2 separate regions of the Homo sapiens genome follow, and region 1 is linked to region 2. Evidence: chromatin loops called from intact Hi-C (ENCODE). Cell type or tissue: OCI-LY7. All regions are shown on one strand. Links, peaks and the distances in the headings refer to the core of each region. The heading gives the core; the rest is flanking DNA. Region 1 overlaps CACNA1D (calcium voltage-gated channel subunit alpha1 D). Region 2 overlaps DCP1A (decapping mRNA 1A).

The links. A loop is a pair of places that touch in the nucleus more often than their neighbours do. Peaks named below come from ENCODE experiments on the same cell type or tissue, not always from the same donor. Only the 100,000 strongest peaks of a DNase experiment are listed, where the experiment ranks them.
Region 1: a loop joins it to region 2, with 3 times the contacts of the local background. A loop is called at or near these places in 8 of 110 quality-filtered maps.

The regions. Positions count from the first base shown.
Region 1 is chr3:53,503,486-53,519,918 of GRCh38, reverse strand. All of the region lies in intron 3 of CACNA1D (calcium voltage-gated channel subunit alpha1 D), which reads right to left. Among named protein-coding and RNA genes, the nearest start is that of CACNA1D, 17 kb to the right of the region's middle. RefSeq lists an enhancer at 7,575-8,076. In OCI-LY7, for the core only: a CTCF peak has its summit at 6,139 (motif pointing right); no DNase peak of the experiment used is centred there.
Region 2 is chr3:53,293,271-53,309,703 of GRCh38, reverse strand. It overlaps DCP1A (decapping mRNA 1A), which reads left to right. Exons shown (of 10, transcript NM_018403.7): 6 at 5,414-5,527. It overlaps LOC107986087 (a long non-coding RNA gene), which reads right to left. Exons shown (of 4, transcript XR_001740702.3): 3 at 15,796-15,848; 4 at 13,829-14,128. Among named protein-coding and RNA genes, the nearest start is that of SNORD38C, 32 kb to the left of the region's middle. RefSeq lists enhancers at 7,870-8,039, 14,558-15,057, 15,058-15,559. In OCI-LY7, for the core only: a CTCF peak has its summit at 9,987 (motif pointing left); a DNase peak (open chromatin) is centred at 9,963.

The DNA.
Region 1 (16,433 bases), core at 2,742-10,741, 210 kb before region 2:
AAGGACACATATTGTATGATCCCGTTTATATGAAATATTCAGAATAGGTAAATCCACAGACAGAAAGCAGATTAGCAATTGCCTAGGGCTGGGGCTAGGGAGGGGGAATAGAATGGAAAATGGGGTGACAGCTAATAGGTATGGGGTTTCTTTGGGTGATGAAAATGTTCTAAAGTTGATTTTGATGATGGTTGCTTAACAGTGAATATAGTAAAAAACACTGAATTGTATGATTTAAATTAGTTAAGTATAGGGTGTGTGAATTATATCTCAATCTCAATAAGGCTTCTTTTAAAAAGTATGAACATGCCATGATCCCTGCTACTTACTGGAAACCAATTAATTCTGTTATTCTTTGCCTCCAGGTCCCAATGCCAGGTGCCAGTGACCAGTGCTGATTATCTGATCCTGGCTGCAGAACACTGACTCAGGTCAAAGATGCTTCAATTATAAGCAAGAGGCCTCTTTCTACAACAGTCTTTGTCGTCTCGCACAGCTTCACACAGCAAGGATGAAGCTCCCTCTGCTACAGATAAGATTAAATTGTCTAACTTTCCTGGTATCAAAAATGCGTTTTTGAAACAGGCAAGAAAAAAAAAGCAGAAACTTACATATCCTTCTGAGTCAAGCTCAAGACGCCCTGCTGGCAAGTGAAGCAATTCTGTCTACTTCTGTAAATAACCTGAATGACAGCTGTGACTTCTACGATTGCATCAGTTCCCAAGGACCCTCAAACCCTAGCAAGGGTCAGGCATGTAGCATCACTATGCAGAACCCCAGAACCGAGTCTCTTTACTCTGAGGTAACAGGAAAATGTGCCTTGCCAGGGAGTGAGGAAGGCTTCTAAAAATCAGGCATTGGCCAGGAGTAAAATATCTTACTTTCCCATTTTCCTGGGGCCAAAGGCTAAAGAGAAAAGGTGAAGGAATTCTTGGCACAAGGAGAAAGTCAGGCCAGACGAGACTGCAGACTTAGAGAAGCGTGACTGCGAAGTGGTAAAGCTGTTTGTTTAATAAACACATCAGAATTGTGTAAATATGTGTTCCTTCAAAGTAGTAAGCTTGGGAAGCTGGACACGTAATTCTGATAATATTGCCATTCCTCAACGTAAGACCTTCAGAGCCCATGACACATTGCACTCAAGATTCTCAAAGATAAGAAAACTTGGTTATTTGAAGATAGATTTGATTTTCTTACAAATACTCAAGAGTTTCTTAAAGAAAAGACGGGGAGTAAGGTCAGTGACAACAGGATCCCATTTTTAGCCAGAAGCAAAGGAAAATGAAAAGCAGAAACTGGCTCTGAAGACAAGTGTTGCAACATCTTTGGGAAGAGGTTGCAGCCCTAGAACTACTGCTTTGATGGGAGCCCTATGTGTGGGTTGTGCAAGTTCTGATATCTTCATTAAGCAATCACAGTCTCTACCTCCAGCACTCTGTTCCTGCATTGGAAAGAGAGACCACCGGACACCTATTAGGAAAACAGGCAAAGCAATCAAAGCAACTTCAAGGTGCCTGGTACAGACAGAGTGATGCTTCATTAAATGGTCTATTATTTACCAAACATCCCATGCCAGCAGCTGTAGAGGATTTAAGAGAAATGGGACACTGGGTCCCTGCTCACAAGGAGTTCACATTCTTATCAGAAATAGTAAGAAAACAGCATAAGATCAAACACAAGCAAGTCTGTGGTTCAGAAGGCAGGGCTGCTTCCACCCCAGGGTGCTAGTCCTCTCAGTTCTACAGAGAACACACCAGCTGATTCCAGCTCCCCAGCTTCAGCACCCGACGTGCAAAGCCACAGTGCAGAGAAAGCAGGCAAGACCCACATATCAGAACTCCAGCCTCAGGTGGCTACCCAGCTAGTGGTGTGACCAAATCCATTACTTCAGTTATTCATCAGACAAAACAAAGACAGATTTAGGAAGAGGATGAAGATGTGAAATTAATTCACATATTAAGCTCACACTTAAAACTAGGAAATAACATTTGCTTGCCTAGAGGGCTGGCTGGGTTACAGGCCTATCCATTATGAGGCAAGAATTATTTGCAGTTTGCATGTCACAAGCACAGTAAATACCTATCTCAAGGAGTTCAAGGAACAGTCAGGAAGCTGGCCTTTGAAAATCGTGATGCATGGCCGGGCACGGTGGCTCATGCCTGTAATCCCAGCACTTTGGGAGGCTGAGATGGGTGGATCACAAGGTCAGGAGTTTGAGACCAGCCTGGCCAATATGGTGAAACCCCGTCTCTACTAAAAATACAAAAATTAGCTGGGTGTGGTGGCGCACGCCTGTAGCCCCAGCTACTCAGGAGGCTGAGGCAGAAGAATCGCTTGAACCTGGGAGGCAGAGGTTGCAGTGAGCCAAGATACTGCCACTGCACTCCAGCCTGGGTGACAGAGTGAGACTCTGTCTAAAAAAAAAAAAAAAGAAAGAAAGAAAAGGAAAAGAAAATGGTGATGCAGCTCCTGTCTGAAGGGTAGGGAAGGAGGGAGGGTCCTGTCGAGCTCTGGCCTGGTTGGCTCTTTCAGTCCCTCTCTACCACCTTCCTTCTGCAACTTCAACTTCTTCCCAAGCACAATCACCATAGCTGTGCTGGCAGGTATGACTCTTCTGCGTAGGTCCCAGATGTGGCACTGGCATCATGGAGAGATGGAGTGGAATTAGGATTCAGGGCCTTGCAGTGAGGGATTAGGATTCAGGGCCTTGCAGTGAGGGATTAGAAGGCAAGATGAAGCCAAGTCCTCTCCTCGAGGCCCTCTCTCAACAGACAGCCATAAGGATGATGCCGCCCATGTGTATATAGCTTCGTAGATTATAAAACGCTTTCACACAGATCTCATTTAAATTTTTACCTCCTGCTTTATGACCAATGAAGAAAGTGAGGGTCACAACGAAGTAAAGTTACAGAGCAGGGACTCAAAGCCAGGCCACCGGACTCCAAATTCAGCATTCTCTCCATGACATCCCTCACACTCAGTGCTGGGCACAGCACTGCAACAGTGAAGAAAGTGACCACAGACCTCATTTGTCATCTTATGGGTTTATTCCCTCAGCAAAGAGTCATTTAAGTTAACGCCTCCTAGCTTCATCTGCCTCACCTGCAAAATGGGGACGCTAGTAACTACCGTATGGCTTGTCGTCCAGATAGGCAACACAGAAAAAATGCTGGGCCTGGTGCCTGCAATCAAAAGGTGCAGGCCCCAAGACACAGGCCCTACTAGTTCATTGCACAGAGGGGAACATACTTCCATGAAGCCATCAATGTGGCCACAAACACCAACCCGAGTCCTCACACTGTACTTGGTCTTTCTGCTTTCAGTCACAGGGCTCCCTGCCGCTGAAAATGCTGACCTCAGCGTCTCAGCAGGAGGCCTTTCTGCTGCAGCACCACTCACCCAGTGCCCCCACCAGGCTTCCACACAGCGCTATGCTGTGGGTGAGCCCTGAGCTATGAGTAGAAACTAGCCCCTTGCTGAGGAAAGGGAAGGGAAGGGAAGGGCACACTCCTCTTTCCAACCTCCGTGGACTAGGCCACAATAAGGGAAAAAATCATAAGGCAAAGAAAGGCAGCAATCATGGAAGAACACAGGGATTTAACAGGTGTGCCGTGTGACTGATTCTCAAAACCCTATGGCACTTCAAGGGGGGTATAGGAAAAGATTCCCCCAGTGCTCAGATACTGCCAAACCTTAAACTTCACTGGGAGGTAAGACTCTCTTGAACTATTCTTGACCAGTTAACTAATGCCTTCTGGTAAATGAGAGCTCCCTCGCACATTATTTGTATTGACTCCTCACAAAGATCCCACATGAAAAGTGAGATGAGAATTATTATCTCTGTTTTACAGATGAGGAAGCCAGACCAAGGGAGGTGAGATCATTTGTTCATTCCCAAACCCAGTCAGTCAGCATCAAACCTAGAAACCAAACCAAGATCTGTCTTCCTCCAGAGTCTCCACTCTCCTGATACGGTGGAAGGCTGAAGAGAGAGAGAGCCAGAGCAGGGCAGAGCCTAAATGCCTGAGAAAGTGGGACTAGATGCACAAGGAAATCAATGGGCCAGCATCTGTTGTTCACAGAGGGTTCCCTTGCAAAATCGCCTTTAATCCTCTCAACAACATGACTATTAATAATGCTATGATCCCCATCTTACAGGTGAGAAAACAGAGGTCAGGGACCACATGTCAGAGAAGCAAGCCCATCACCTGGGTCCTGAGGAGCCCTAGCTCTGGCAAGCCAGCTCCCATCTGTGAGCCTTGGTCTCTTACCCGAGTGACCTGCAGGGAGGACTCCATGACACGAGGAACACAGTGTGGCAGAAAGGGCAGGAGAGGTCCACATCCTAATTCTGCTGCTTACTTGCTGTTTGCTCTTGGGCAAGTCATTCAACTGCCCCACACCTTGGCTGCCTGGTGTGTCAAATATCAGCAATGTTCACAAGGCTGCTGTGAGGATAAAAATCAGACCCTATGATGAAGTGCCGTATAGGCCGTCCCTGACCACGCAGGTGTTAGTGATTGTTTTCACGACTCCAAATCTAGGAACTGCACGACCATCGGGCCAGAATCCCCCTGACATCGTTGTGCTCCTTAGCTCCTGCTTTATTTCCTCTTCTGAGCAACATTTAAGTCAAGAGACAATCAGGGGCTCCCACCTGGGCCAAGCAGAGAACAAGAGACACCTGGTGGATTTCAAGTCGGCTGAGAAAGTCACACGTAAAGAAACCACCAAGCCTTGTGGGTAGTGTGCTGAGCTTTGAACTTTTTACCCCGGACCACCATGTAGAGGCAGGCTTCAGTCTTCTAGCTGCAGCAGAATCAGATCCTGACCATTAAACTAGCCCCCTCTCTGTCCTTGGTGTTCCAAGGGAATTAACCACCCTTTATTGTCTAAATGATGATGGGGTATGGTCCAGGTCTAGGCCCTCCTATGGCCAGCAGGCTCATTTTCAGTTCATTTCTTCACCAGATCCGCTGCAAAACCCTCTATGACCACTAAAGTCTTAGGCTATTCGGTGGGACAGATGCACTAGCTCAGTCTGGTAAGAACACCTAAAAAAATGGCTTTAGAAATTAAACTCCAATCCAAGCAAACTGTCCAGGAAGCTCTTCTAGTATGGCAGGAGGGACCCATCACTATCCAATCCTCCATCCAGCCAGCTCTTCACCAGGTGCCCCAGAGCAAGCCGGCTGGTCTTCCCAAGCCTCAGTTTCTTCATCTACAGCTAAGGCTAACGACACCTACCTCACAGGACTGCTGTGAGGCTGAAGCCCATCTTAAACCTCTGGCTCACAGCACAGTGCTTTCTAGGAGCCAGGGCCTGTGATAACACCTTTAGCCATTTTATTTCCTCTTCCACAGAGAAAGAGCAGATGCAGAAAGGGCTTGACCCAGTCACAGAGCCAGTGAAAGGCAAAGCTGGGACTGAATCCTAACCTGGAAAGTTTCTATGCCAGTCCCCAGACCTTGGTTCCAATCACTAATCAAAAGCATGAATGTGAAGCCTAGCCAGAGAGACCCCCACCCCCCACGCCCCCAAAAGGTTCTGCCGTCAGCTCCCCCATGGTCTCCTCTCTGGCTCTGCCCTTTGGTCATACCCTCCTCCGCTTGGTGTTTAGGCATCATCAGCCTGTGAGCCTGGACTCCCTTTCATGGCCTAGTACTTGAGCGTGGGCGCTTGAGTCAGAAGTCCGGGTGTGAATCCTGGCCCTGCCAATTACCAGGAGCACGGCCTCGTGCAAGCAATATAACCATTTCTAGCCTTGTTTCCTCACCTGTAAAATGAGGATTTTTTTAACAGTATCTCCCTTGTGGGTTTATGGTAAAGATTAAATGGGAATTAGAGGAGATTACAGTCATGCATAGCTTAACAACAGGTATAAACAACAGGGTCCTGAAAAGTGCATTGTTAGGCAATTTCATCACTGTGTGAACACGGAGTGTACTTACACAGACCTAGATGGTACCACCTACTACATACCTAGGTTATATGGGATCGCCTGTTGCTGCTAGGCCACAAACCTGTACAGCATGTGACTGTGCTGAATACTATAGGCAATTATAACACCAGTTGTATCTAAATATACAAAAGGTACAGTAAAAATACTGTATAAAAGCCAAAATACAGTACACCTGTAGAGGGCACTCACCATGAATGGAGCTTGCAGGACTGGAAGTTGCTCTGAGTGAGTCAGTAGTGATGAGTGAATGTGAAAGCCTACACTACCATACACTTTATAAATACCGTACACTCAGACTACATTGAATTTACTTATTTTTATTTTTTCAGACGGGGTCTCAGTCACCTAGGATGGAATAAAGTGGCACAATCTCGGCTTACTGCAATCTCCATCACCCAGGCTCAAGTGATTCTCCCACCTCAGCCTCCTGAGTAGCTGCAATCACAGGCGTGTGCCACCACGCCCAGCTAATTTTTTTGTATTTTTGGTAGAGACGAGGTTTCACCAGCTGGTCTCGAACTCCTGAACTCAAGCAATCTGCCCACCTCGTCCTCCCAAAGTGCTAGGATTACAGGTGTGAGGCACGCCTGGCTACCAAATTTATTTTTAAAATAAAGTAATTGTGCTACAATGTTACAAAGGCACAATGACTACGATGTCACTAGGCAACAAGAATTTTTTAGCTCCATTATAATCTTATGGGACCACCGACTTTGATCTTGGCTGATGAACTGAAACACTGTTATTCAGCACAGGACCCTATATAGAAAGCCCACCTAGCTCAGCAATGTCAGCCAATGTCAGCTAGTAACAAAGGCAATAACCACTGTGCCTCCAGTTATAGTCAGAAAGACAGGGCAAGCTAACCACACAAAAACAAGAAACTGAGGAAAGACCCACTGCATTTGTTAGCCAGCTCTGCTGATTCTCTCCTGCCCTACTACATCCGCTGGCCTGTGCCCTGGCTATTTCCATAAAATAAATGTGGCAATCTATGGTCAAATGATTTCTACAGGTTGGTATGTATGAAGAAAGCAATAAAGTATTTTATGAAATTAAGCAGGGGAGGGAGAGGTGATGGAAACTATCTTTCGGAAGATGTATTATGGCAAAAACCGTCATTAGGTTTGCACCGACCTAATACTACACAAAGAAAATAATTGAAGAGATAATGAAAAGTTGACTCAATGCCCAGCTTGCTTTAAAGAGACAATCTTTTGTCATCACTGCCCCTGCTGTTCTTAGACCCTGTCCCTTGGTCAGATAGGAGATGCCCAACTTCAACCTGGAGTCATAGTTGTAACTGAGGTGGGTAGGAAGAAAACAGATTGGGAGACAGATGCTCTGCCCTACATCCCCATGCGGTTCGTCTCTCACTGTGTAACCCAGGGCAGGTCATGCTGGCGGGTCTGAAAAAGGAACAGACCCATATGGAGGTTTCTGATGTCCTCTCCAATCCCAACCTCATCATGTCTGTGATTCCTCATTCAGGGTCAATCAAAACCAGGCGGTCTAACCTACTATTGTCCCACCTGGCTTTAATAACATCAATTAACTGATTCATTTGGCCAACCTAAAACACGCCAAAGCTTTCTCTACCCCACCACACTAGTACCAACCCATGGATGTCTAGGAAAAGATTTATTAAACACCTGTCTTTTACCAAATTCTAGCTGGCTGTCTCTACTTTGCCACATTCTAATTTAGAATTTTGGATGTTTTAATTTCACTCCCACCAGATAAAAATTCTGAAAAGAGCTTTAGAAAGATTCACCATTAATTTATATTTCAATAATTCAGAATTTGTGTAAGCCTACAGAGAAGTACAATTTTGCATTATCGTGAAAAAAGACCAAGGGGCTAATTACTGACATAAAAGGGCAGCATTTTACCCATTTAAGCTGCTTTCACACCGTTTCAAAGCAGTCATTTAAATATAAACAGTGTTTCATTATACCCTGTTGTTATCTATTTACTGAAGAATATTCAAGGATTTCTTATTTTTAAAAATATTGGTCATTTATTTAAATTACATTAGAGTAAAATAATAAAACCACATATATTCAAATATGGTTTTACGGGGGCAGGGGAGGATGTTCTTTGCATAAATTCCTGTATCCCTTTGTATTTTGAGTTAAACCAAGTTAGCACAAAGAGGGAATGTGTCTAATGGGACTATATTTTACCCGTAATAAATGCTTTAAAAAGTACTTTATGAATGATTAAATAATGGCTATGTTAAACTACTCTTTTTTCATCTTCCCAGCTTTCATCCTATACTAATTTATATAATCAAAAAGCAGCGTTTTTATAGAAATGAGAAGTACTTCCATTTTCATTATACCACAGTTTAATGTCGTACCCTGACCCCTGAAAAACATGAATGCAGGGACCATCTGCTTGCGCGGCATTTCTGACCCCGACAAAAGCACGGCGAAGACATGGCTCATTGTGCTCCAACAATGTACCTTACACAAGGACCTGCGCTGGAGATTCCTCCTTGGATGTGCTTCCTAGAAAGTGCTGCTCTGAATGAGCGTGGCTGCTTCCCTTTGTCGAAAGGATAAAAACCCTGTGTGTCAGGATGTACTCTTTTTCGCCGCCGCTGCTGGGAAACCTTGAGGCCAATTCCATGTCCAGGTGTCAGCAATCAGTTCCCCTCGAGCACCCTGGCAAGTAGACTTTGCTTCCATTCCCCATTGTCCCACTTTCATCAAATTCTATTTTCTAAACCACCTCAGAGATTTCGGAAATAAGAAGGGCACAAACCCTAAACACCATAATAATAGCGAGATTTTACTGTGTGTGAAAATAAAACAGATAATAAGAACACGGGACATCAGAGACATACCGGATTGGATATTCTTCTTCCCCAACTAACAGGGACATAAAGGCAGTATTTGTCATGAAACCAGTCCGTAGCAAGCAAACGTTCCAAAATAAGACTCAGTTTTTGTATTAGGAACTTATTTACCTATTAGCTACCTGGAATGAATATTTCACTCAAAAGAAACAATAGTATCTAAGCACCTGGGACTGAAAGCAAGGGAGACAAGAATAAGTTTTGGTGCCTTTTATCTGGTCACTGGTGCAAAATAGATTCCTAAAATCTAGGGCTCAGGTTTGTGGACTTTCTACTCTAACCAGATGCTCCAGATGCTACTAACATCCCAGAGAGAGGCCAGACCCAACCCCCAAGACTTCCTTTTGTACAGCCTAAGATACAGAACACATGAGGTCACTCTGCAGAGTGAAATGACTGCTGAGGCAGTGAGATGTGGTGTGAGGTAAAAGAGTACAGGCTTAGTGAAGAATGATGTGGCAATAAACATGGATATTAAAAACGCACATACCCTCCAACCCGGAGAGTTTACTTCTGAGTTGTCATCCCAGACAAACGTTTTCTTGCATGCACAAAGAAGCATACAAAAGGATATTCAATGCAGCATGATTTGAAACAGTAAAACTTTTGGAATTACCCTAAATGTTCATCACAAAGAAAACAAATAAACTGTGGTACATTCATACATGGAATATTTTACACCAACTATGAAGTTGTTAGATTTCTGCATACAGATATGGAAAGGTCTGTAAGGTCTATTGAGTGGGAAAAAGGAAGCCATAGAATGCATGTTCCCACTTGCACGAAATTTAAAATACTCAAACTGTATTTATGTTTCAAAATGCACAGGTGATATATACATACGTACACACACGCTGTGAAAAACAATTCGGAAGGGACACACGGAACTGATCATTGTAATTAGAAGGAGTTGGGTAGGTAAAGGGGTTTGTTACTTTATCTGTATTGTTTTAATTATTTGAAACAATGTATTCATGTATTACTTGTGTCAATTTTGAGTGATGATTTATAGTAAGAATGCAAAATATGAAAACAAATCTGGCTGTTTTCCAACCCCACACTGTAGGTTTTCCTTCACAACAAGGCATGGGGAGCCACAGCAGCGGGCTGGAAGGCAGAAACACAGGGCTGCTGTGCTCTGCACAGGAGGTCTCAATCAATATTTGTTGAATAAAGCTGCCTCAATTTCCTTTCTTATAAATACGTCCTCTTATAGCTGTAAAAAAGTATCTGTGAGTCTATGTTATGCAGGAATCCCTGACGGACACAGGAAAAGGATTCAGCGTCAGCCCTCAGAAGATGAGCATGGCAGGGAAAGGGAAGGAGAAAGAGCATGAGCCTCTCGCCTGGCCCCTTTGAATCCCCAGGCAAAGCTAACCTAGGCCACCTCTTCCTGCCTTCCCTGGCTGGGCTCCTACAGGGCCAGCCAAGACCGGGATCCCACCACACTCACTGAGCAGTCTGCACCTGCCTCCCCGCCCTCCCTCGGGTCAGCCCCTGATTCCCTCCAGCCTCACCTCGCGTTCACTCATTCAATAATTTCAACAGATGTCCTGTGATTTCTAAAACTACCACTCACCTAACAGGGAGGAAGGAAAAAATTAGCAAAAATAATTGCTTTGAAGTTCTGGAGAAGAAAGTCATTTTCTCCAGCCCAGGCAGTGTCTGGGGCCCTGCTTAATTAAAGCCACCAAAGGAAGGCTTCGTCCTGCAAGGCCTGTGTCAACAATGCCCACCTCCACCTTTCCCCTAACTCACACACTCATGAGCATGAGCTCTCTCTTACTCTCTCAAACACACACACACACACACAGAGGGGGCTGTGGAGCTCACTGATCAGTTCAGGCAGTTCCTCCTTCATCCCATCTTCAGCTATTCTGTTTCTTCCTCCATACCACCCATTTCCGGCTTTGCCTGCCCAGCCAAACACCCTTACAGCCCACAGGAACCCCAGCTGGGAGAATACCAATCTCACCTGAATTAAAAAAGGAAGGCCCCCGCCTCCACCACTCTCCTTATTTCCATCACATGAGCAGACAGGACTTGAGGACCACATCCTGTAGCTGCATGGTGGGGATGCTAACATCTACTCCTGGATCAACTGCTAACCAGCCCTCTACCCTTGCTGGGGCAGGGACACCCGCCGACACCCCTCCCTTCTGCACATCTGTCCACTCAACAGTAACAGTGCACATGGTCCCTCCCTGTACACCCCACCTCCAGAATTCTAGAACCTCTTCCATTCCTTTAGGAACTTTCTTTGGTGAGAAGCTGTTGGGGTCTGTTGGGGCGTGTCCCCACCGCCACTGGTATTTAACACCCAAGTGTCTCTACTGCTGGGCATGCTGTCACCCTGTATTGGGTACTTTTCACATTTGTCAGACAGTTAAAAAGTAAACAAACACCAATGAGGAAGGTTAAAAAAAAAGAAAACTACCCACCAATCTGCTACAGAGGTCTCTGTTTCTGATGCAATCATTGTTAAAATGCCGAACTTAAGCTGAGATTAAGAAAGAAATGCCTTGCTCTCACTTATAAGCGGGAGCTAAATGATAAGAACTTACGAACACAGAGGGAAACAACAGACACTGGGTCTACTTGAGTTGCGGGGTGGTGGGGGAAGAGAGAGGAACAGAAAAGATAACTATTGGGTACTAGGCTTAATACCTGGGTGATGAAATAATATGTACAACAAACCTGTGCGACTTGTGTTTACCTATGTAACAAACCTTCACATGTACCCCCAAACCTAAAATAAATGCTAAAAACAAAAAAAAAGAAATGTGGGAGGAAGAGCATCAGGATAAATAGCTAATGCATGCAGGGCTTAATACCTAGGTGATGGGTTGATAGGTGCGGCAAACCACCGTGGCATGCATTTACCTATGTAACAAACCTGCACATCCTGCACATGTATCCCGGAACTTAAAATAAAATAAAATTTGAAAAAAAGAAAGAAATGCACGTCCCCACATGCCCTCCTCAAAATGAGCTGAGGAAGATGTACACATAGGCAACGTGAGGCTGACCTACTAGAGGTCAGTCAGACTCTGGCTCAGAAACCCGAGGGTGCAGGGCAGGGATAGAATGCTGGTGACATCTTTTCAGCCCCCCCTTTCCAGCTGTGTCTGATGCCATTTCTACCCAGTGGACTCTTTGGTTAACTGAGTTTATAAATTGTACATACATACGCACTTTTTTTTCAGCTAAGCCAATTTGAGTGAGTTGTATTCCCACAATCTGTAACCCAAAGAGTTCTGGCTAATACTCTAATATACCCAAATATCCTCACCCTAAGGTAGTCTCACTAGTGAAGGGTCTAGATGGGGAGGTTCGTTGTATAAGGTATGACTATAAAATAATGATATTCACATTGTAAAAAAACAAACCAAATGAGCAAGGACCCCCACTGGAATTCCTCTTATGGAATTTTAATAGTAAAAAACCTAAATTCTTCTTTTTTTCCTTTATTTTTGAGACAGGGTCTCATTCTGTCACCCAGGCTAGAGTACAGTAACATAATCACAGCTCACTATAGTCTTGACCTCCCAGGCACAAGCAATCCCCCCACCTCAGCCTCCTGAGTAGCTGGGACCACAGGTGCACGCCACCACACCCAGCTAATTTTTTTTTTTTTTTTGGCGGGGGGAGACATGGAATCTCACTATGTTGCCCATTCTGGTTTTGAACTCCTGGCCTCCAGCAATCCTCCCTGCTAAGTGTCCCAAAGTGCTGGGATTACAAGCATGAGCTACTATGCCCAGCCACAAATCTCAATTAAGAGCTGGATTTTATTTTGGAAAAGCCGTCAATACTCAATCAAGTAAAGCCTTTGTCAAAATGACGTAAGGCTTAACAAAAGAGATATAATTATTTGTATAGCACATAGACTGTTTCACATTATATCATTAGGAAACCAACTTTGGGTAAAGTTTTACTACACGAGTCCATCTACTCTGGTCATTTTGAGGCTCTCTCCCCTTCTACCACATTTTTTTGTTTTTTTTTTTTTTTTTTTTTGAGATAGAGTCTTGCTCTGTCACCCAGGCTAGAGTGCAGTGGCTCACTCATAGTCCCCTACAGTCTCAAACTCCTGGGCTCAACCAAGACTCCTGCCTCAGCCTCCCACATAGCTGGGACTACAGGCACATACCACTATGACTGGCTCAATCAATTTTTATGTGAAAGGTGACAGTCACACATCCATCCAAATAGAATCATCTGCAATGTGGCTAATATACAACATTGAATACAGAAGACAGGTTTATAACTTACAGATTCAAAAAGTATCAAGTACTTGTCTTTCTTCTCTCTTTAATAGTTAAATTTGCCAAGAAAGAAAGATATACTCCTGAAATTAAAGACGAACTCTGCCAGGTGTTTCCTGGGATGTCATTACTAATGGACAAAAAGTCAGCCTCTCAGGCAAACATTAATCATTAGCCAATTGTTGATAATTAACTAATGATCTACAAGAATATACCATGGAGTCCTTGTATGGTCATTCATTTATTTATTCACTCATTTGACGTGCATTTCCTGATGTGCTTCCTGTGTGCCAGGCACAGGATTAAGTTCACAAGGCTATACACCCAAATCAGACTGCAGTCTCAGCCTCTAGGAACTCATATTCTAGTTCCATCCAAAGTCACTCAGCTAATCAGCCAAAGAGTCAGGCTGTCAGACCCCACAGCCCATGAGCAGACCATCACACTCCACGCCACTTCCCACAACAGTTATAAACCAGGGGAAAGGGGCTGGTGTCTGTACAGGAGAGTTGGACTGGGCACAGGGGTGTCCAGAGGGAAAGCAAGTACTCAGATGTAGGCAGGCGGGGAGTGGACAAGTATCAGAGAAGGCTGAAGGGAAGAAGCAGCATATGAGCTGTCTGAGAAGAATAGACAGAACCTAGGCCTACAGAAATAAGAAAGTTCAATTCCAACAGAATGACAACCATGCAAAGACACAGTCTTGATGATATACAGACCTAACCTCCACCATATAGGCTAAGCCCAAGGAGCCAGGTTATGAAATTGTGTTTCAGGTATTATGGTTCACACCTCTAGGTGCAAAAGCCATGAGATGCCGAACTACGTGACCATGCAGATACAACGGACTTGATTTTTAAGCCCAGTTAACACTACACTCAGATCTCAGCCATGGAGGAAAGAAAGCAATCAAAGTAGACTGTCCCGCAGCATTCCTGGCCACTGTAAGGCATCTGGTGCCACAGGCAAGCATCCACAGCCCAGCACTGCTTCTCAGACAGGTCCCAGCACTCTTGCTACTCTGAGCCCTGGAACCAGAGTACAAAATTTCCTAGACTGCTCTGCTATGAAAGCCAACACTGTGGGCTCTTTTAAGCAGAGGTGCACAAGAAGGGCCGCAGACCCTAAGCTTTTCAGGAATAACACGTACACCTTCCCACTCATTCCCAGCTAAGGACCTGCAAGAAATCCACAAAGGGACCTGCCACCCAAGAAAATCTGAAACATGGCTCAGAGGAAGGAATGATGGTGGCGCTTCTCCTGGGAAAGTCATTCGCTTGGTGCACATCAGCAATACTTATTTACTGAACATCTACTGTATACCCCTACCACTGCATCAGGCATGGCTGGGGATTCAGAATGCTTCACTATTAACTGTATTTTGAAGACGCTCCAGAGGATAAAGATGTGCATATAGGCCAGGCGCGGTGGCTCAAGCCTGTAATTCCAGCACTTTGGGAGGCCGAGGCGGGCAGATCACAAGGTCAGGAGATTGAGACCATCCTGGCTAACACGGTGAAACCCCATCTCTACTAAAAATACAAAAATATTAGCCAGGCATGTTGGCGCTCGTCTGTAGTCCCAGCTACTCAGGAGGCTGAGGCAGGAGAGAGGTATGAACCCCAGAGGCGGAGCTTGCAGTGAGCCGAAATTGCACCACAGCACTCCAGCCTGGGCAACAGAGCCTCAAAAAAAAAAAAAAAAAAAAACAAATAAACAAATAAAAAGCACCTGGTACATCAGGCACTTTGCTAGATAAGGGGATAGAGAGACATGGGCCATGGGCCTTTGCCTCCGGGCGCTTAGTGCTGGTTCAGAGATGGCTTAGAGGTGAGTGCAGCCATCAGTAGGGATCAAAGAAGGTCTGACTTGGCAGATGAAGATCTCCATTCTGGACATTTTTAATTTCAAGCAGTTCCACACTCCAGAGAAGTAAGAGGTAGCACCGGGAGGAAGAGTACCAGGAACAGATTACACAGACTCAAAACTGTTCAACCATGTCGGTTTGCTTATAAGAAACTGAATGATATGAAATAAAGCATTTTTCATCACAGTGAAGTATGATATTGTAATCATCCCCACTCTGACACTTGATACAGAGGCATTCCCCTCCTCTGTGCTAAAAAAAAAATAATAATAAAATCAATGGTATTTGCTTTCAGTAAGTGGAACTGAGGAAATACTGCTATTGACTGAACTAGGAGGGCTATTACTGTGGGAACTGAGTTGCACCGTTTCCATGACTCCAGCCTCCACTAGCCCTGCAAGTCCATAAACGAAAGCTGCAGAGAAACTTGAGAGTGTTTATATTTTTAAAAAAATAAAGAACAAAAACTATCCCTGGGAAAACTTCTGCCCCCCAAGGTAGTCTCCAAATCCCAAAACTAGCTGAGTTACATACTATCTAGAACAAAGACACATTGGATCAATGGGGATGGCCACGTTTCTTCCCCAAAAAAAGTCATAATTTTACTAGGTAACTGGTAACAGGCAGAAACATCATACATAAAGCTGGCCCTGGATCTCACTCTATCGCTCAACTGCATCTTTCCCATGGAGCTATCAGGCAAAGAAAACCAGCAGCTTCCAGATACATGCAGCCTTGCAACTCATTTCAGCGTCTGCCCTTTGATTTTACCATTCACATTAAATGAAAGGTATTTACTACAGATGAAAAATAAGTTTCGTTCAGCTGCCTCTAAACCAATCCCAAAAATAGAGCAATCACTCTAGTACAAATTGGGTCAAATGTATTTAAAAAAAAAAAAACAAAAAACCAGCTCCCTCATGGGAGGACCAACATGGCATGGGACCTTGCTTAGAGTCAGAAGGAAATCCACAAAGATCTTCCCTTCCCACAGTGGGAAAGGAAGTATTTAAAGAGTCAAGCAGAGTAAAAATTCATCTGGCCATGTGACCACCCAAGTGAAAGCAAGACACAAAGTTGAATGCCATGAGTTTCAGAATACTATATGAAGAGGTCAAAGGAATATACGTTGGCTTTTAGAAAGGCCCACCAAATTAACACACTGCCAAATCCCCCCCCACAAAAAAAAAAAAAAGTTCAAAGCTTAAGAATAGTCAAGAAAAGATTCACTGGAGAAGGGGTGCAAAAGGGAAAGATTAATCCATTTCCTGTATTTTATTTCCTGACTTCTTAGCTGAGAAATCCAAATGGTCTGACAGTGCCTATATCAGTGCCCTGAATTTCCCTGGGAAAAATTCAGAATATTAATTGGCTTACACATGCAGCTACATTAATTATTCCACTGATCTGAATTAATCTGCCTTTCTGAAAGGTATTTATTTTCTAAGTTTGTTTAATCATGTTCTCTTGAG
Region 2 (16,433 bases), core at 6,289-14,288:
AGCCTCTACCTCCCAGGCTCAAGACATTCTCCCATCTTAGCCTCCCAATTAGCCACGACTATAGGCCATGCATCACCATGCTTGGATAATTTTGTTTATTTTTTGTAGAGATAGAGTCTCACTATGTTGCCCTGGCTGATCTTGACAAGCTCCTGGGCTCAAGCTGTCCTCCCGCCTTGGCCTCCCAAAGTGCTGGAATTATAGGTGTGAGACACTGTGGCCAGCCTAGAGACTGTTTGAAAATTAAAAATCTGTATAATAAGCATTTTCTTCAAAAGAAAGATATTGCACTTCTATAATATCTTTTAATTAACTTTCCTTTTTTTTTTTTTTTGAGATGGAGTCTCGCTCTGTTGCCAGGCTACAGTGCAGTGGCGCGATCTCGACTCACTGCAACCTCCACCTCCCAGATTCAAGTGATCCTCCTGCCTCAGCCTCCTGAGTAGCTGGGACTACAGGCATGCACCACTATGACCGGCTAATTTTTTGTATTTTTAGTAGAGACAGGGTTTCACCATGTTGGCCAGGATAGTCTCAATCTCTTGACCTCGTGATTGGCCCGCCTCAGCCTCCCAAAGTCCTGGGATTACAGGCGTGAGCCACCGTACCTAGCCTCAACTTTCTTATTTTTTATGTAAAGAAAGATAGTTGAAACCACACTTGGCCCATTATGAGTTGCTTCTAGCCATAGGATGTAATCCTGGATTTTGGTCAGGGGGGTGCGGATGGTTGTTTGTTTGGTTTTAGTTTAATTGCAAAACAGTTTTTTAAAGTCCAGGGTATTTTTGTTCTTAAAAAATAGAGGCCAGACACAGTGACTCATGCCCATAATTCCAGCACCTTGGGAGGCCGAGGTGGGAGGATTGCTTGAATCCACGAGTTTCAGACCACCCTGGGCAACATAGCAAGACCTTGTCTCTACCAAAAAAAAATTTTTTTTTAATTAGTTAGGCATGGTGGCACACACCTGTAGTCCCAGCTACTCCGGAGGCTGAGGCGGGAGGAGCACTTGAGCCCAGCAGTTCGAGGCTGCAGTGAGCCATGATTGAACTGCTGCATTCCAGCTCAGGTGACAGCAAGACTCTGTTTCTTAAAAAGAAAAAAGAAAAGAAAAAAATAGGATAGGCCAGGCGCTGTGGCTATGTCTATAATCCCAGCGCTTTGGAAGGCTGGAGCAGGAGAATTGATTGAGGACAGGCCTGGTCAACATATAATGAGATCCCATCTCTATAAAAAATTTAAAAATCAGCCAGGTGTGGTGGTGTGCACCTGTGGTCCTGGCTGTTTGGAGGCTGAGGTGGGAAGATCACGAGCCCAACAGCTCCAAGTTACAGTGAGCTATTATTCTGCCACTGCACTCCAGCCTGGGCAACAGAGCATGACCCTGTCTCAAAAAACAATAAAAATAAATAAATACCTAAATAAACATGAACACCATTATTTTTCTTATTATGTAAGCAGTATAAACTATAGAAAAGTTTTTTCTTTTTTTAAAACAGCTTACAGAGAACGTTTTATATTCAAAAATTACAGTAAACAAAAAGAAGAAAATATCATAGTTCTACCACCTAGAAATAATCACTGCTAATACTTTGTTACGTATCCTTGCAAAAATATGTCCAAGTGTAAGTGGTATGTTTGTGTACATTAGATTTATTAATGTTCTTTGGTAACCTGTTTTGTTCCAAATAACTATCTTTTTTATTGACAGTAACTATTCATCTCACAGAGAATCCCTATGAGATTTCCTTTGGTAGAATGAAGTTTTTGAAAAAACTGATATTTATAGCTGTGTATTTTTCCTTATGTGCATTATATAAATGATACCCTAGGCTTCTCTAATTCTATTAAGAACTTGGCGATATATCCTTATAGCTAAATCCTTGTAAAATCCTCATGTACAGCATTAACTTTTTATTAGGATAAATTACTTTAAATGGAATTGGTAGATCAAAGCATTTTTATGTTTTTAAGATTTTTACCAAATATTATAAAATCACCCTCCAGCAGGTTTGTCTGATTGCCCATTTTCCCTCATTTTTACAAACACTGGATGCTGTTATTAACAAACACAAAATCTCCAAGAAAGGCCCTGCACAAGTATCAGAAATACATTAAATTCTTGAGAACTTTCATTAAAGTACAACCTAACAATATAAGCCAGTTTTATTGCTTATACTTAAGAATTGCAAATCAAATGCCCCAAGAGCCAGGGAAGCCATGGTAGTGAGTAAAGCAGGCCGGGTGGAACTGAAGCAGGTTGAGAGCTAGTTCGTATGTAAAGGGTCATTTACAGCCCAGCTCTCAGTTATTGCCGATAAGGTTTTGCAACCTTATCCAGCCTGTCTCTAAAAATTACAAATCTGGGGCTTGGGGCAGTGGCATATGGCTTCCAGCACTTTGGAAGGCTGAAGCAGATAGATTGCTTGAGTCCAGGAGTTTAAGACCAGCCTGGGGCCGGGTGTGGTGGCTCACGCCTGTAATCCCAACACTTTGGAAGGCTGAAGCGGGTGGATTGCTTGAGGTCAGGAGTTCAAGACCAGCCTGGCCAACATGGTGAAATCCCATCTCTACTAAAAATAGAAAAATTAGCTGGGTGTGGTGGTATGTGCCTATAGTCCCAGCTACTTGGGAGGTTGAGGGAGGCTGAGGTTCATGAGAATCACTTGAACCCAAGAGGCGAAGGTTACAGTGAGCCAAGATTGCGCCACTGCACTCCAGCCTGGGTGACAGAGCAGGACTCAGTCCACAAAAAAAAAAAAAAAAAAAAAAGAACAGCCTGGGCAACATGGTTGGTGAAGTCCCATCTCTACAAAAAAATAGCAAAAGAAAATCATAGCTTGCTGCAGCCTTAAACTCTTGGGCTCAAGTGATCCACCTGTCTCAGCCTCCACCATGTTGGTCAGGCTGGCTTTTTTTTTTTTTTTTTTTTTGAGACGGAGTCTTGCACTGTTGCCCAGGCTGGAGTGCAGTGGCCCAATCTCGGCTCACTGCAAGCTCTGCCTCTTGGGTTCACACCATTCTCCTGCCTCAGCCTCCCGAGTAGCTGGGACTACAGGCGCCCACCACCACGCCTGGCTAATTTTTTGTACTTTTAGTATAGACAGGGTTTCACAGTGTTAGCCAGGATGGTCTCTATTTTTATTTTTTGTAGAGATGGGGTCTCACTATGTTGCCCAGGCTGGTCTTGAACTCTTGGTCTCAAGTGATCTTCCTGCCTCAGCTTCCTGAAGTGCTGGGAGCCACTGCTTCCAGCCCCAACTTTTTAATGTTTCTGAACATTTATACCTTCTGTTTTAAGAACTTGTTATGAACAATATTTTAACTTTATATTTTCTGTAATATAATTCAGTTCCAAGCATTCCACATAATGGGGTTGATATGGTTGATAGTGATGTTGCAAACAGAGGCATGTTAAAAGATTGAGATATTTCATAGGCTTTCACCAAATGTTCCGCCGCTATTCAAATTGATAACACTGAGTAAATGATGTTCTGAAATAATATAAGGATTAAGTCATTTGGGTGGGAAAAAACACATGCCATCCATTTAATATTTGAGTACCTACTCCTGTGATAAGCATTAATTGTCTGTAGCATGGTATCAAGAAAATCTGTCTGTGAACTGAGTTTAGGGCTGCTTTTTAAAAAAATCTCATATCTTGCATTTTCTGAACTGTTTTTGGTGTCGGTTTTGGCATGGATGATGTTCATCAGATGCCGGATCAGATAGCACAAATATTCAAGAATTCATAACCCATAATTCCATGTCCATCTATTGGTCTGATCATTTTTTGAGGATTCTTTTTAAGAACAAGATTATTTTCATTTTTAATGTCATGAGCACATTAATGGTAACTTAATAATATTAGTACAATTAGATGTCCATATGCGACAAAAAAAACCTAACCTAATAACATCTTAGAGAATAATCAACTCAAAATGTGTCATCGATGTAAAATATAAAACTATAAAACTTTTAGAAGAAAAATGTATTTATCATATGACCCAAGAAGTACCACTCCTAGGTATTTACCCTAGAGAAACAAATTTTGCCAGGCACGATGTGGCTCACGCTTGTAACCCCAGCACTTTGGGAGGCCGAGGAGGGTGAATCACCTGAAGTCAGGAGTTCGAGACCAGCCTGGCCAACATGGTGAAACCCCGTCTCTACTAAAAATATGAAAATTAGCTGGGTGTGGTGGCGCGCGCCTGTAATCCCAGCTACTCAGGAGGCTGAGGCAAGAGAATTGCTTGAATCTGGGAGGCAGAGAGCACAGTAAGCTGAGATCAAGCCACTAAAATCCAGGCTGGGCAACAGAGTGAGACTCCGTCTCAAAAAAAAAAAAGAAAAAAAAATTTTTGTCCACTTAAAAACCTATATCAATGTTTATAGATGTTGTATTCATAATTACCAAAAAACGGAAACAACACAGATGTGCTTCTGTGAGTGAATGGTTAAACACTCACGTATTTATATAATGTAATACTACTCAGCAATAAAAAGGAGTGAACTATTAATACCATACAACAGCTTGGATGTACCTTAAAGGCATTATGCTAAGTGCAAGAAGCTGGCATTCTACTTATATTTCATTTATATGACATCTTTGAAAAGACGAAACTAGAGTGAGAGAGAATAGACCTAGTTGCCGGGAGTGGAGGGAGGGCATGACTGCAACAGGACAGCACAAGGGAATTTTTTTTTGGATGATGGAACTGTTTTGTATCCTGATTATGCTGATAGGGACATAAATAGAACTGTACACCCCCTTAAAAATTCATTTCACCATATGTTAGCTTTTATTTGAAAATAAAATCAGGCTGGGCACAGTGGCTCACACCCATAATCCCAGCACTTTGGGAGGCCGAGGTGGATGGATCACAAGGTCAGGAGTTTGAGACCAGCCTGGCCAACATGCTGAAACCCTGTCTCTACTAAAAATACAAAAAAAAAAAGAAAAACCAGCTGGACATGGTGGCTTGCACCTGTAATCCCAGCTACTCGGGAGGCTGAGGCAGGAGAATCGCTTGAACCCAGGAGGCAGAGGTTGTAGTGAGCCAAGATTGCGCCACTGCAGTCCAGCCTGGGCAACAGAGCAAGACTCCATCTTGGAAAAACAAATAAATAAGATTAAAAGAATATGTGATAAAGTAATACCATTATCTTTTTCTTAAAAAGGTGATAAAAATAACAGTTGTGGCCAACACTGTTGTCTAAAATTAGGTGCTCAATGTTCTAGAAATTTTATTGCATGTTATTTACATTGGAGTACAGAGCAAACATTTTGAGGTTGGTTTTTCTTCTTCTTTTTAAAAAATAACATTTTTGATAACCTCAGATGCTGTTTTGTGAGCCAAATAATAGCAAATTTTTTTCACAAGATATATTTTTTTCTTTTAACTTTTTAAAGAATCAGATGGGTGACTCAAATATCTCCAGCCCTGGGTTACAGCCAAGCACTCAGCTCTCCAATCTGGGAAGCACCGAGACTCTAGAAGAAATGCCCTCCGGGTCACAGGATAAGGTTTGTACAGCTAAAGCTCTAGCTTTGTCCTAAGTAACAAAGAGTAACATTCAGTAAGGATTCTAATGAGTGCAAGTTTGATTTGTCAGTTGTGTCAAGGTTCAAATGTGCAGCAACATAATGACATCCTCCTAGGTCATGATCCGAGTAACTGTTTAATCTGGATTTTGCAGTAGCCTGCTACCTGGTTTCCCATCTTTTGCTCCCTGGTTGCTTCTTACCTATTCTTAACCCAACAGCCAGAGTAATCCTTGCAAAACATAAGTCAGATCATGGCACTCCTCTGCTTAAAACCCTCCAGCAGTGTCCGAGCTCACTCAAATCATAGCCAGGATCATGACAGTGGCCCACGAGGCCCTACCTTATCTGGCCCCTCTACCCCAGGCCTCATCTGTCACTCTGCATTGCTCACCTGGCTCCAGTCCCATTGGCTCTCTTGTCTTTCCCCAAATGTGCCAGATATGTTCCTGCCTCGAGACAGGCCTTTGCACTTGTTCCCTTGGCCTGTAATACTTTCCTCCCAGATAGGGCTTGCTCCCTTTACTCCCTCAAGCCTCATATGTCCTCCATAAGTCAGGCCTTCTCTGACTACCCTATTTAAAATAACCCTTGGCTAGGCACAGTGGCTCACACCTATAACGCCAGCACTTTGGAAGGTTGAGGCAGGCAGATCGCTTGAGCCCAGGAGTTTGAAACCAGCCTGGCCAATTGACGAAACCCTGTCTCTACTAAAAATACAAAAATTAGCTGGGTGTGGTGGCACGTGCCTGTAATGCCAGCTACTCAGGAGGCTGCAGCACCAGAATGGCTTGAACCCTGGAGGCAGAGGTTGCAGTGAGCCGAGATTGCACCAGTGCACTCCAGTCTGAGCAACAGAGTAAGACTCTGTCTCAAGGAAGAAAAAAATAATAACAGTAACACCCCTTGGACAGGCACAGTGGCTCTCGTCTGTAATCTCAGCTCTTTGGGAGGCCAAGGCAGGAGGATCACTTGAGCCCAGGAGTTAGAGACCAGCCTGGGCAGCATAGTGAGACCCCTTCTCTAGAAACAAATTTTAAAATTAGCCAGACGTGATGTCATGCACCTGTGGTCCCAGCTAATTGGGAGGCTGAGGTAGGAGCCTCGCTTGAGCTCAGGAGGTTTGAGATTGCAGTGAGCCATGATCACACCACTGCACTCCAGCCTGGGTAGCAGAGCAAGGCCCTGTCTCAAAAATTTAATTTAATTTAATTTAATTTAAAAATAAAATAAAACTCCCAGGTGCAGTGGCTCATGCCTGTAATCCCAGCACTTCAGGAGGCCAAGGCAGGCAGATCACCTGAGGTCAGGAGTTCGAGACCAGCCTGGCCAACATGGCGAAACCCCGTTTCTACTAAAAATACAAAATTAGCCGGGTGTGGTAATAGACACCAGTAATCCCAGCTATTCGGGAAGCTGAGGTAGGAGAAATTGCTTGAACCCGGGAGGTGGAGGTTGCAGTGAGCCGTGATTGCGCCACTGCACTCCAGCCTAGGCGACAGAGCAAGGCTCTGGCTCAAAATAAATAAGTAAATAAATAAAATAAAACAACCCTTCCTCACCTCCATCCTCTTACTGTACTTTATTTTCTCACTAAGGTTTCTAACCAGCTAAGATGGTTTCTGTTTTTGTTTTTTGTCTGTCTCCTGCCCACCAAAATATAAGCACCATGTAAAACAGTTTTGTTTTTTTGTTTTTAAGCTGTCTCTTACGGGAAAGAAGGGCAGTTTTATGAGCCTTGTTCATTGCTGTATCCTTAGCATGTAGCACTGTAAATATTTGTTGAATTAGTTCTCTTTATAACTGATAGTCTGATAAAAGAACAGATATCAAATAAAATCCGTAGGTTTTTAAGTAGACTTTTTGTTTTGAGATAATTACAGATTTATATGCAGTTGTAAGAAATAATGCAGAAAGATCCTATGTACCCATTACCCATTTGCCCATTGATAACATTTTGCAAAATATAGTACGATATGACAACCAGGATATTAACACAATCCACACATGTTGTTCAGATTTCCTTTGTTGTGTGTATATTCAGTTCTGTGTAATTTTATCTCATGTATAGCTTTTTGTATATCCACTACCACAGTCAAGATGCTAAATATTTTCATCACCCCCAAGATGTTTTGCCCTTTCATAAACACACTGACTTCCCTGTCATACCCTATTCTGCCTCTGCGTCTACCTCTGCCTCCCCGATCCCGCCATCGTTTAGCCCTGGCAACTATTAATCCATTTTCCAGTTCTATAATGTCATTTCAAGAATATTATATAAATGGAATCATATATATAACCTCTTGAGATTGTCTTTCTTCACTCAGCATAATTCCTGAACATTTCACTGAAGTTGTTACATGTATCAAGTTTGTTTCCTTTTATTACTGAGAGTATTACATGATACGCAAGTACTAAAATTTGTTTAACTGTTTTTGGCAACTCACTTACTGAAGAACATCTAGATTGTTTTCAGTTTTGGGTTATTACAAATAAAGCTCCTATGAACATTTATGTACAGGTTTTTATGTGAACATAAATCTTCATTTCTCTGAGATAAATGCCCAGGAGTGCAAATGTCAGGTCATTTGGTATTGCATGTTTTAGTTTAATAAGAAACTGCCTTGGGAGGCCAAGGCGGGTGGATCACTTGAGGTCAGGAGTTCGAGACTAGCCTGACCAACATGGTGAAACCCCGTCTCTACTAAAAATACAAAAATTGGACGGGCATGGTGGTGGTGGTACCTGAATCCCAGCTATTCGGGAGGCTGAGGCACGAGAATCGCTTGAACCTGGGAGGCAAAGGTTGCAGTGAGCTGAGGTCATGCCATTGCACTCCAGCCTGGGCAACAAGAGCAAAACCCTGTCTCAAAAAAAAAAGAAAGAAACCACCAAACTGTTTTCTAGGAAGTCTGTACAGTCTTACATTCACATCAACAATGTATCCAAAAATGTTTTTAGATATTTAGATAATTAATTTAAACCAAATTTTGTATTCTACCTTCCCATACCCCATTTTTACTGTATCTGGATTTAGGATCATCATCCAGGAGTGTGCAGTGGGCTTACTACTTCCCCTTTCTAAATCATGAATCACTTCATCTTCCTTTTGTGAATCATGAAGTTAAGGATTATTGTACCGCCTAATGCAGATTTGTTGTGAGACCCTAAGGAAGAAATGGACCAGAAAAAAATGACTTAAGAATTATAAGGTCAGGCATGGTGACTCACACCTGTAATCTCGGGACTTTGGGAAGTGGAGGCAGGCGGATCCCTTGAGTCCAGGAGTTTGAGAACAGCCTGGCCAACATGGTGAAACCCTGTCTCTAATAAAAATACAAAAATTAGCCGGGTGTGGTGGTGCACGCCTGTAATCACAGCTACTCAGGAGGCTAAAGTGGGAGGATCACTTGAAACCAGGAGGTGGAGGTTATAGTGAGCCAAGATCGCACCACTGCACTCCAGCCTGGGCGACCAAGGGAGACCCTGTTTCAAAAATCCAACAACAAAAAAAAGAATCAGCCAGGCACAGTGGCTCACGCCTGTAATCCTAGCACTTTGGGAGGCCAAGGCAAGTGGATCACCTGAGGTCAGGAGTTCAAGACCAGCCTGACCAACATGGTGAAACCCCATCTCTACTAAATAGAAAAGAAATTAGCCAGGGGTGGTGGCACATGCCTGTAATCCCAGCTACTTGAGAGGCTGAGGCAGGAGAATCGCTTGAACCCGGGAGGCGGAGGTTGCAGTAAGCTGAGATTGTGCCATTGCACTCCAGCCTGGCCAACAAGAGTGAAACTCCATCTCAAAAAAAAAAAAAAAGTCATAAAGCACTGTCCATTGAAAGATGAAAAATGAGTGTGACAAGCCATAGATGCTAAGCCTTTCAACAATAGCACTGCGTCTGTAGACATACAGAACTCAAGTGGTACAGACAGTGCTGATGTGTTATTCCGTCATTTTTCATATACTTTTAAAACTTCACGTTTGGTCGGGCATGGAGGCTCACACCTGTAATCCCAGCACTTTGCACTTTGGGAGGCCGAGACAGGCAGATCATGAGGTCAGGAGTTTGAGACCAGCCTGGCCAACATGGTGAAACCCTGTCTCTACTAAAAATACAAAAAGTAGCCGGGCGTGATGGCATACGCCTGTAATCCCAGCTACTCAGGAGGCAGAGGCAGGAGAATTGCTTGAACCCAGGAGGGGGAGGTTGCAGTGAGCCAAGATCGTGCCACCACACTCCAGCCTGGGCGACAGAGCAAGACTCCATCTCGGGGTGGGAGGAAGACTCCATTATTTAGGTTATAGTGACAAAATTTTATGAAATACTGAGATCTGGATATTGTCAGAAGTCATGTGATTGACTAAAGTTAGTTTAAATTTATCATCAGCCGCCACAGGCAGATACTACATTTGTTTAGTAACACTGCCATCTAGTGCTGAGGAGCAAGTACTGCTGTCAAGCCTTAATAGTATTACATTCCATTTCAGTTGCATAATTCACTTGTTTAAACTTTTCTTGGGATTGTTTCTGTAGTGTATTTTGTTATTGTTTGTTTCCTATGTTCAAGAATAGTGCCTATCTTATAGTGTGCCCACTGCAGTGACCAGTAGCTCCAAACAGACATGTAAAATTCTCTAAACATCAATTCTCCGTGGGATGAGGAGTGAACCATATTAAACCTGATGCTGAAGATGATAATTTTGTCCTGTGCTGTACATGCTGTTGCTCGCTGAATGCCATTTCCTGAGCTAAACGGTCAGACTAACACTTGATCTACATGAAGTATTAAAAAACTCAGAATCCTAACTTGAAGCATGTTCAAGCATGAGGAAAGAATAACATTTTACCTTTTCTGTGGATGATGGAAGGTTAATTCATGAATAAATAAGCCCAGCTACTAGAGGAGGGCAACCAGTTTTTCTTATCAGAAACAGAAAAGAATGCAGAGACTGTGAAACTTTTGGGAATTTGTGTGAAGAGAAATATTCTGCTCACCCAGGCTCCTATGACAAATTCAACCAGTTAGGTATAATCATGTGTCATTTAACAATGGGAATACTTTCTGAGAAATGTGTCATTAGGCGATTTCATTCTCCGAACATCATAGAGTGTATTTATACTTTCACAAACCAAGAAACCAAGATGGCATTGCCTACTAACACCTAGGCTCGATGGGATAGCCTATGGCTTCTAGGCTACAGACCTGTGCAGCACATTACTGCACTGCGTATTATAGGCACTTGTAACACACTGGTATTTGTATATTTAACCATAGAAAAGGTTTAGTAAAAACACAATATTATATTCTTATGGGACCACTGTTGTATATGCAGTCCATCATTGACCAAAACATGGTTTGTGCCAAATGATAGTATTTCCAAACGTTGATGCATTTTGATCTGTAGCCACCTCAGTTATTCAAACCTTAGCTGTACCTGTTTTCCGGAGGTAAGTATCACCATCCAGGTGATTAGGTAACCTATACTTTGCTGAATTGACATCTCCATATGGTGGCACACTGCTTAAGAATGTAGACTGTATTGTTAGAACTGAGTTGGAGTCTGGTTCTTTTGTTGTATTTGGGCATCATCTATAAAGTAGCAATAATAATTTACCTACTCTAGCAGATGAATAGAGTAATACATGTAAAGTGCTTAGCATATCGCCTCCCACATAGTAAGCATTCTGTGTATGATGATTCATTATTACCATCACAAATTCGTTTATTCTCTCTTATATGAGAAAACCTCCAAAACTGTAATGCTTTACCATACTCCCCATTCTAGAGAAAGTTAGAGAATCTGTCTGGCCTCGCAGTAGTTATAGGGAGGCAGCATAGAGAATCTAGAAACTTTCTGCTGCTTTTAAAGTCAGGGGTCAGGGTTCTACCATATGGTGGTTTCATATTTTAATTTAAAGTAGGTGTGTGTGTTTGTAGAGACAACGTCTCACTCTGTTGCCCAGGCTAGATTGCAGTGGCCTGATCATAGCTCACTGTAACCTCAAACTCTTGGGCTTAAACAATCCTCCTGCCTCAGCCTCCCAAGCAGCCAGGACCACAGGTGCACACCACCTTGTGCAGCTAATTTTTAAATTTTTTGTAGAGGCAGGGTCTCAATATGTTGACCAGGCTGATCTTAAACTCCTGGCTTCAAGCAATGCTTCCGCCTAGGCCTGCCAAAGTGCTGAGATTATAAGCATGAGGCACTCTGCCTGACTTAAAGTAGATTTTTGGCTGTTCAAAGTTAATTTATGTTTCACTGGACAAGGAAAAATTGCTGTCTGGATTATGCCTCAGGTGTATTTTGTGATGAGGTTTCTCCATGTCCTGCCATTTGATTATTCCTTTTCTTAAATTTCTGCAACATAGACCCAATCTGATCTCTGTTTTTCAAAGTAGTTTATACCTAAATATTGGTTTGTGTGTTTGTATACATATGTCTGTAATAGAATGGGGTGGTTATGAGCTGTTTAATTTGCATTAATAAGAATTAGTCTTGTTGGCCAGGCACGGTGGCTGTAATCCCAGCACTTTGGGAGCCGAGGCAGACAGATCACCTGAGGTCAGAAGTTCAAGAACAGCCTGGCCAACATGGTGAAATGCCATCTCTACTAAAAATACAAAAATTAACTGAGCGTGGTGGTGCATGTCTGCATTCCCAGCTACTTGGGACGTTGAGGCAGGACTATCACTTGAACCCAGGAGGTGGAGGTTGCAGTGAGCCGTGATCACACCACTGCACTCCAGCCTGGGTGACAGCAAGACTCCATCTCAAAAATTAAAAAAAAAAAAAAAAGAATTAGTGTTGTTTTCCAATACTTTTTTTTGCTAAGAAACCTGACCCATTTGTTTTCTAAACATATAATGTGTATAAAAAGGAATTAACCCAATTCAAAACTGGGTAAAAGATTTTAATAGGAATCTCCATATAAGGTATACAAATGGCCAATAAGCACATGAAAAGATGCTCCACATCATTAGTCATTAGGGACATGCAAATTCAAACCACACTGAAGTATCACTTCATACTCATTAGGATGGCTAATATCATTAAAATGGAACATCACAAGTGTTGGAGAGTATATGGAAAATGCTCCATATACTCTGTTACCTCATATACTGCTGTATACTGGCAACCATGTTGGATTGCTGGTGATAATGTAAAATGGTTCAGGCACTATGGAAAAAAACAGTTCGGTGATTCCTCAAAAAGTTAAACTTGGAATTACTATATGACCCAGCAATTCTGCTCCTGGGTATATACCCAAAAGAATTGAAAACAGACATTCAAACAGATACTTCCACACCAGTCTTTATAGCAGCAGTATTTGCACTAGCTAGAAGGTGGAAACATCTCAAGAACTCCAGTGTCCATTAATGGATGAATGGATAAATAAATGTCATATATACATGCATTGGAACATTATTCGGCCATAAAAATAAGTGAAGTTCTGATACATGTTGGAACACGGATGAACCTTAAAAACAACAACATGAATATACTAAAGGCCACTGAATTTTACACTTAAATATGGTTAAAATGGTAAGTTTTATGTATATTTTACTACAGTTTTTTAAAATAGGGAGATAAATGTCTATTGTGCTGTCAGTAGACATTTATGATGCCATGAATTCACAAGTGACTAAGTCACAGTGTTCAGTGTAGTAAATGGAACCTGTGAACATGTCTGCAGCTATGTGGCCTGGACAGAGAAGTCTGTCCCAAGGGAGAATTTGTTGTCTATTTTGACCTAGATGGAATGGGTTTGAAATATTACCAGACAGCTGTGTCCTTGATGATTCTTTGCATTGGGAGTGACCAGGAGGTTTATAATAGCCTAGCCTTGGTTATCTTACCAGGTGTTTTGTTGTTGTCTTGCATTGTGGGATATGATATTCCAGGAGCATTTAATGAATTTTTGTTTGGTACTCCATGCTTGCTATTAAGACCACATGGTGGGCCGGGCGCGGTGGCTCATGCCTGTAATCCCAGCACTTTGGGAGGCCGCGGCACGCAGATCACCTGAGGTCAGAAGAAGTTTGAGACCAGCCCGGGCAACATGGTGAATCCTGTCTCTACAAAAAATACAAAAATTAGCTGGATGTGGTGACGCACGCCTATAATCCCAGCTGCTCAGGAGGCTGAGGCATAAGAATCGCTTGAACCTGGGAGGAGGAGGTTACAGTGAGCCGAGGTCACGCCACCGCACTTGAGCCTGGGCGATAGGGCTAGACTGTGTCTCAAAAAAAAAAAAAAGACCACATGGTGTTTATGTGATTATAGTTTAAGCCAACTTCAATTTAATGCTTTTTGGGCACCAGACATTATATTGAGAATTTAATTTTCACAACAGTGTTCTGAGATCATTGTCACAATGTCCTCGCTTTTCAGATAAGGAACTAAATTAGAAGGATTATGCTGGGCTCAATGGCTCACTACAAAAAATTTAAAAATAAACTGATCATGGTGGCATGCACCTGTGGTCCCAGCTACATGAAAGGATTGTTTGAGTCTGGAAGGTCAAGGCTGCATGAGCTGTGATCACACCACTGCACTCCAGTCTGACTGAATGAGACCCTGTCTCAAAAAAAAGAGAAAGAAAAAGAAAGATGATGTAATTTTCCCAGTTAACAGCTGAGGTATCTTTTATTTCAGACCCTAAACTCTACAGTTTTTTTCAGAAGTAAAAATATGAAGAAATTGAACCATATAAGATCTTTAGTATTTTTTTGTATCCATGGTCTAAAATTAGATACTGATGCTGCCTTATATTTGAAGTGAGAGTCTAACATTAGTAGAATCTCTTTATTGAATATTTTTAAAGGTGAAATGGTTTGGTATGAAGCTACAACTTTTTTACAACTGTGGGAGGTTCTTGCCTCTTCCTCCACAACAGTTACTTTTTACTGACTACATTTTTTCAGACCTGCCCTGTCCCTCTCACCTAGCAGATGATGCTGTCCTCATACCAGGGAGAGAAGACAGAATGGCACTCCCTTAACTTTCTGTCCTTCACATGCAAACTTGCCTGCATGCTCATCGCTGCTGGCCCTCTTTCTCTGTTGTCTGACAGGAGCCCCTCCTGACACAGGATCTCTTGCCTTAAGCTCCCTCTCCTCATACTGACTTCCCCCTACTCCCCGAAAGAACTTTGGAAGAGAGCACTGTTGAGTGTCTGCCATGTACTGATGGGATCTGTGGTCCTGGGTGGTGGTGCCATTACTTGGGTAGGCAAGTCCAAGAGCAAGAAAGGCAAGGATTGGGGAATACATGAGAAAGAGAGCCCCTGCCTTGGCAAATTCGCTTTCCATGTTGTTAGGAGTGCTGACATTAAACACACACTTCCTGTGTGCTGGGTTCCATACATTTCAGCCTCCCACCAGACCTCCCTACTTTATAGAGGCCTGAGACTCAGAGAAGTGGACAGCACTCCTCAGGCCACACAGCTGGAAAGGAGCAGAGCCAGGCAGCGGCAGTCATCTTCAGGCCCTGCCTGTGGGTGGTTGATAGGACATCACAGCTGTGTCGCTGCAGCCTCCTGAGGGGATGCCTTTGCTCCCTTGACTTGTATTACCATCTTTGTGTTTTAATAACCCAAAATGAAATTACCGTTTTGTGTTCTAAGTCAGTACCTCCAGGTTCTAGATGTCCCACAGAGACCTCCAGACATGTTCACAACTAACTTCAGCTTCCCCCTCTCCCTAACCCTAGGTGCTCTTCCTGGGCTGGGCTGGCCTGCCCAGGCAGTGATACCACCACCCAATACCCAGATACCAGGGTGTCCTCTAGGCTCCCTGCTCCTACCTGACCAGCCACCAACTCCTTCCATTCCAACTCCAGTTCTCATCCTCTTCTCTGCCAGTATCTTAGTCCAGACTCTCCTCAATCTCACCCCTACAATTTGTCCTTTATGTGGCCGACCAAGTGCACGTTCTAAAATATAAAGCCTGATGGCTCATCCCCTGGACATGTTGCCATTGCCCTGTGGATAAAGTCCAGATCCTCTAACGTGTCTCAGATACTCTGCAGTCTGCCCGCTTCTTCTCTCTTTCCCTGTCACCCTCCTACCCAGCCTCTGATCCAGCTGTGCTGAAGCACGTGTGGCTCTCAGTGGCTGTGCTCCCCAGCCAGCTCGCCTCATCCCTCCCCAGTTTCACTCCTCTTCCTAGTGCCTTCCTTCCCACTGAGCTCTGCAACTCTGCCTTGTGTGTGTGTGTGCGGGGGTCCGGTGGGGGGGCCCTTACCAGTTGTCCTGGCCTCTTTTTTCACATCACAGTCACAGCACAATGCCTGGCACCTGATAAATTCAAGAATTTTTATCAAATGGATGAAACATTTGCCTGGACAAAACTGGGTTTGTTTTCCTGTAGAAATGTGATCATACCATAGTCTTATAATATTGATATTATACTAATTTGCAGTGTACTTTGGGGCCTTACAGACTTTCTGAAGCCTTGAGAATCATGTGTTTCAGTGAACTAATTTTTTCAGTATAAACAGATCTAAACAACTAATTCACTCATTTTAGGAATAAAAAGTTGAGGCTGTCTGTGTTTTCAAAGTGCTTAGGTGTGTCTCCCACTAAAATGTAAGCTCTGTGAGAACTGTTGTTACTCCCTTGCTGCATCGCGTGGGCCCAGGTTAGAGCAAGACCTGGCACCCTGTGAGTACTCAGGAAATAAAGGTTATTGACTATGGAAATACTGCTTAAAAGTACAGGAAAACACGAATGTTTTTCCTTTGAACGATTATGGTATCAATAAGCCAACTTACTAAAATATATATAAATTTTAAATTGTCAGGCTTACATGCTTTTTCTGAAGAATTCTGTGACTAGGGACTAAGGCAGTGGGAGTTGGGGATGGCCCACTATTAAATGGCT